Regions from separate parts of the Homo sapiens genome. Here region 1 is linked to region 2. Evidence: chromatin contacts called from ENCODE Hi-C or POLR2A ChIA-PET data. All regions are on one chromosome and are shown on one strand. Each heading gives the region's core, a stretch centred on a gene start or an enhancer-like site at or near the end of the contact. The rest is flanking DNA. Distances are from core to core; before and after follow the strand shown. Region 1 holds the start of SIRPG (signal regulatory protein gamma). Region 2 holds the start of RAD21L1 (RAD21 cohesin complex component like 1).

What was found. Hi-C counts contacts between places; a loop is a spot of excess contacts on that map. ChIA-PET counts read pairs that join two places held with the same protein, here RNA polymerase II (POLR2A). Pooled maps may share reads with other maps.
Region 1: a loop to region 2 is called in a pooled map, with 2.5 times the contacts of the local background. The contact joins the promoter of SIRPG here to the promoter of RAD21L1 in region 2. A Hi-C loop is called at or near these places in 1 of 50 pooled maps. POLR2A ChIA-PET finds 5 or more read pairs at or near these places in 2 of 52 experiments (activated T-cell and naive thymus-derived CD8-positive, alpha-beta T cell).

What each region holds. Positions count from the first base shown.
Region 1 is chr20:1,656,339-1,659,038 of GRCh38, forward strand. SIRPG (signal regulatory protein gamma) reads right to left here and starts at 1,441. Exons shown (of 6, transcript NM_018556.4): 1 at 1,304-1,441. The coding sequence starts at 1,376.
Region 2 is chr20:1,224,599-1,227,495 of GRCh38, forward strand. It overlaps RAD21L1 (RAD21 cohesin complex component like 1), which reads left to right and starts at 1,446. Exons shown (of 14, transcript NM_001384355.1): 1 at 1,446-1,542. RefSeq lists a silencer at 1,658-1,707.

The DNA of each region.
Region 1 (2,700 bases), core at 191-2,690, 430 kb after region 2:
AAGAGTTATAGCTTCCACACAGGGATGCTGTGAGGATTAGTTGACTTAATACACACAAAATGCTAAGAAGTGCATCTGCCTTACAGGAAGAGAGCAATTGCTGAACTATTACTGCTGTCATTTGGGTACAGTGTATGTGTAAAAAAAATAATTTGAAAAGTGAGACCTTGCCCTCTAAGACCTGTGAGATGACATCACAGCAGGGCCCAGTGGGCAACTGAGAGGCTATTGTGCCCAGCCCTGTGACCGGGGGTCAGCTGCATGGTCTGAAAAAGGGGTGAAGACAGGCAGCCTGTCTGGGAGCTGTGAACAGGGCTCTCTCAGGTGGCACCAGGAAAGACCTCCCAATCCTGTCTGCCTGGGGGAAGGGAAAATAAATTCTCCAGAGGAAAGTCAAGATGACCAAGGGAGATGGTGGTGCCTGTTATGGGCTGAATGTGCCCCCAAAACGAATGGGTTGAAGCCCCAATCCCCAGCGCCTTAGAATTTGACCATATTTGGAGACAAGGTCTTTAACCCATTTATGCCCGAGGTTGCAATTTTTTTTTAATTTGAAAAATCAGACCTTGGCGATGCCCTTGAGCAGTAGGATATAAATAACTCCCGCAAGCTTAGTGATCCAATAACGGAGCACTAGGCATAAATGGGTGAAGCAATTTAGTTAAATGAGGTCACTGGCGGGGAGCCTTAATCCAATATGGCTGATGTTCTCATAAGAGAAAATGAGAATACAGACACACACAGAGGAAGACCATGTGTCAAGACACATGGAGGAGATGGCCTTCTACAAGCCAAGGAGAAAGACCTCAGTAGAAACTAACCCTGCTGGCATCTTGATTTTGCAATTCAGCCTCCAGAACTGAAAGAAAGAAAGTAAATGTCTATTGTTTTAGTTACTGAGTCTGTGGTGCTTTGTTGTGGAAGCCCTAAGAAAGGAATATAGGACGCTGTAAGCATGAAATGTGGAACTTCTTAAAGAGGAGGAGGGCACACAAAAATGGGTAGGAGGACTCAAGACAGGTAAGGATTTAATAATGATTCTTCTGTGTTTGTCAAATAAAATATTATAAAAATGTAACTAATTGTGATGGTGGCAGAAGCCTCACAAGGTTTGATGCCTCTGGTAGCCAGCTGCAGATCCACAGAGAAAGTGCTCAGCTCCCTGATCTTCTGCTCTTGGACAATGTCCAGTCCTTGACCTTCCTTGGCAGTGCTTGTGCTTATCTGAAATTGCTGCAAGTCCAGGGGCAAGGCTAGGTCCAGGAAGCAGGGAGAAAGGGTTCTAGCCCAATGCAATGCTCACCTGTAAGTCCCAGCAGTAGAGTCAGAAGCAGGAAAGGACCAGGAGGATGGGGCCAGGAGGCTGGGACAGGCATTTTGGAGACCTCAGAAGCCTGCTCTGTTCAAACGTCTGTTCTGGGGAGATGTCAGGCCCTGCTCTGAAGACAGAAGACAAGCCCTGCCTCCCTCAATTCAAGAGGAAGTGGCTATGATGGAATGCAACAGTAACCTGCTTCTAGATTGTGACTTACAAATCAGGCACAGTAGGCAGCTACAAAGCAAGGAGTTAATCGTGCTCCATTTTCAGGATAATCAGACAGGGTTAGCAGAAATAATGCTTCCTGCCTGCCTGGGACCTGTGCTCCCTCCTCGTGTCCCCAAACCCATTTTCAGGTCTTCTTGGTGATTTGCCATTTGAGGCTTTTAAGTCAAGAAAGATCTGTTGTTAGGTATTGTTTTCTAAAGTCTTTATTTCAAGACCCTAGGATGTGGTTGGCTTGTGGTCTTGTTCTGCACCAGCCTCAACCAAATGCCACTCCGCTGGACGTAGGAGAAGAGTTCACAGGACCTGCTCAACACTGGAGAGGAACCAGATCTTCTCCTGAAATGATTTTCTATTCCAAATTGCTATAATTGGCAACACTTAGCCCAAATTCAGTCTCTTGTGGACCTTAGCACTTTCATGTGCCTGCACCCAGCAGAAGGAATTATTTCTTGACTCCTTCCAGGAGAGAAACTGGGTTTGAGGTAATAAGCAACTGCTTTGTGGAGTGAGGTGGGGATTGTGGGTTATGGAAAGGGGATAGGGTTATCATGAGGGAAGATTATGGTGGGCAGGTTCCTGGGGCCGTCGCATCAATTTCAATACCCTTTCTTCTACACACAGAGCACCTATTTCATTCATCACTGAGTTCGGATGGGAAATGAGGAAAGAGGAAAAATCCATGCTCCTGCCAAGAGTGTGTGCCAAGGAGTTGGGGAAGTCGCTGGGCCCTCCTATGCTCAGTTTCAATCTCCTAAACTGGGAATAGTAAGTCTTTTTGTGCAGTGTTTTAGTGACGATTAAAGAGGTAATGAGCATATCATGCCTGAAACCCAGTAGGTCATTATTGATACTCACGGTGCCAGGTGAAGTGCGGGAACTCAAATGTTGCTTTTGAATGGATCCCTCCTGCATGCTGAGTTGCCCACCAGTGGCTTTCTCCCAGCAACCCAGGCCTCCTGAGACCCAGCTTATATAGTGTATTTGGACTCTCGCTGCCACCCTGAAATCAGTTTCTCCCTCTGGATTCTCTAAATCCCGCTCCTTGTTCAACCATAGATTAATTCCTCCTCTTACAATTTCCAGCTGTGTGATTTTCAAAAAGACACTACTTCTCTGAGCCTTGGTTTGATTGTATGTAAATAAATGTTAGAATA
Region 2 (2,897 bases), core at 196-2,695:
GTAGATGAAAGTCATATTTGAAGGTGGAGTGATGGGCTTGCTGATGGGCTGGCATTGAAGTAGACATGAGGGTGGCACCAAGGGTGTCTCCCAGACATCCTCTTGAATGGTTGCCGTGACATCATTTCCTGAGGTCGGAAATTGGGAGCTAAACTTCAATTTGAATTCAATTTGAATCCTGTCTCTACAATTCCCAACCACGTGACCCTAGACAGGTTGCTATTTTTTCTCCAGCCCTTTCCTTATTCAAAAGGGGAAAACCAGTAACTACTTTTGTGAGATTGTTTGAAGAGTCAATGAGACAACCCATGAAAATGCCCAGCCAGGAGCCTGAACCTTATCAATAACCTTATATTGGATGCCATTGCCGCTCCAAGATTTATTAGTATTTACTATCAAACTCAAGAGAGGAAACCAGCCTTGCATCCTGATGCTCTTGCAGGATTTTTCTCAGGTTCTAGCACTTGGCCTTGACTACTGAGAACTGTGATATTCCAGGCTGGAAAATATTTGCTGTCCCCAAAGGGCAGGTCAATGTGAATAATCTTTTTAATAATAACAATAATAATAATAGCTAATATTTGTAGAGCACTTATTATTGCTTGGCTCTTTTCATGGTTCATTTTATTTATTTCTTACAATATCCTACGGCGCGAGTACTTTTATTATTTTCACTTTACAGATGAGAAAATCTGAGGTTCAAGGGATTAAAGAATTTCTCCAGTGACCTCCAGCTATAAGTGGAAGAGAAGAGACTGGACTGCATCATAGGGATGTTCAGAGATCAGCCAGAAAGATCACCTTTCACAACAGGACTATGGGGCCCAGGCCCCATCCCTGTCATGCCCCTGCTCAGGTGTCTCAGGTCCGAGCGCCAGGACAAAGCCGGAGACTGCGCACTAGGACCGGTGCGCCTTGCTCACTGTCTGACTCTATCCCTCCTGCCCCGTCCACTGTCCCCACCAACGCCCTGCGCCCTCGTCCCTCTCAGTCCCGGTCCTCTCCACTCTAGCGCACTGCCCTACTCTGTCCGTACCCCCAGCCGCCGCCGCCGCCGCCGCGCCCAGTCCCTCGGTCGCTGGCCCGCCCTTCCCCGCCCCCTGCCCCCGGTCCCTCAGCCACTGCCCCGCCCCGCCCGTCCATACCCCTCCACGCCCCTCCCCATGTCCTGCCCGTCCCTCTCCATCCCCTGCACGCCCCGCCCCTCGCCCACTGCCCCGCCCCATCCCCTGTCAGTCCCGTCCATCGCCCACTGCCCCGCCCCGTCTCCTGCACGCCCCGCCCCGTCCCCTGCACGCCCCGCCCTCGCCCACTGCCCCGCCCCGTCCCCTGCACGCCCCGCCCCTCGCCCACTGCTCCGCCCCGTCCCCTGCACGCCCCGCCCTCGCCCACTGCCCCGCCTTCTCCACGCCCCGCCCCTCCCCGCCCCGCGCCTGCCGCGCATTGCAGACGCCCAGCGGCGCCAAGAACCCGGCCAAGCTGACTTGGCGACTCCTCGCAGCCCCTGCTCTGGCACGCCACACCTCAGACGAGGCTTTGAAAGTAGGGCGCAGCCTGAGAGGCCGGCCGGACCCCGAGTGCTGTAGGCGGGCTGGGAGATGGGGGCCGCCGCCACCCACATTCCCACACGCACCCGGCGCCGGCGCCTCACGCCGTGTTAGCTCGCGGCGCCAAGCCCGGAGGGTCCCGCCTGAGGAAGAAAGGTCGTCGCCCGCAGCCCAGCTGGGGCTGGAGGCGCGACCCGGGGTCTCCTCGCCCGCACGCGGAAGAAAATGGGCGCTGTGGCCTCAGTTTCCCTCTGTGAGCACCCGGCCCGGAACTCTGAGGAGTCGTCTGTGGAGGAGCCTTTGGCGTCCCCCTGCCCCTGAGCGTGGCCGTCAGCTCTTCCCAGCCCCTGCACTTTGCTTTCCCCTCCCTCACGCCCGGAAGGGTCTCGCCCTGCCCGGCTCAGCCCTCTCTCCCCACGCCCCTCTCCCAGGGTCCCCGCCCGGTCCCCTTCCGACCCCTTCCTCCCTCCCTTCGCTCCCTCCCCGCCACCGCCGCCACCCTGCCCTTTGCGGGCCGGTTTCCACGGAGTGGCCCCATCCCGGTGGCTTCACGTTGCACGAAGTCAGTTCAATCTGGAGACTGAAAAAGCCTCCGGGACGTGGGGCGGGAGGGTGCGGGGGGAGTTTGTGTGCGTATTTTGTGGGGAGGGGAAAAAGGTTAGGTAATATGTGCTCGGGAAAATCAATGTCTCAGGAATAGCAAATCTCAGGGTTTGGGTTTTTTCTTTGTTTGTTTTCTCTTTTAAGAAGTCCATCACTTAAAAAGTACATTTGATTTTTTTGAGACGGAGTCGCCCTCTGTCGCCCAGGCTGGAGTGCAGTAGGGCGATCGCGGCTCATTGCAGCCTCCGTCTCCCGGGTTCGAGCGATTCTCCTGCCTCAGCCTCCCAAGTAGCTGGGATTACAGACGCCCGCCACCGTGCCTGGCTACTTTTTGTACTTTTAGTAGAGACGGGGTTTCACCATGTTGGCCAGGCTGGTCTCCAGTTCCTGGCATCAAAGTGATCCGCCCGCCTCAGCCTCCCACAGTGCTGGGATTACAGGCGTGAGCCACTGCGCCAGGCCAAAAAGTACATTTTAAAAGTACCTCACACCACTGGGAGCCATTTAAAAAGATAAATAGGAATTTATTCCGAGAGAGCGAAACACACAGACTAAAAAGGAAAGTAGTGGAACCAGCGCAAGGTACAAGCCATATGCATTAAAATCTCCAGCTGCCCCGTAGGGGAACATGGTTTGGCGGATTGCGTCACCTTTAGTTGGGGCATAATGATTGAATTCTTGCGGTACAAATAGACACTGATGGAAGTTTACCTAAGTTTTTAATTCTTTCGCCGACTTTGTGTTCGT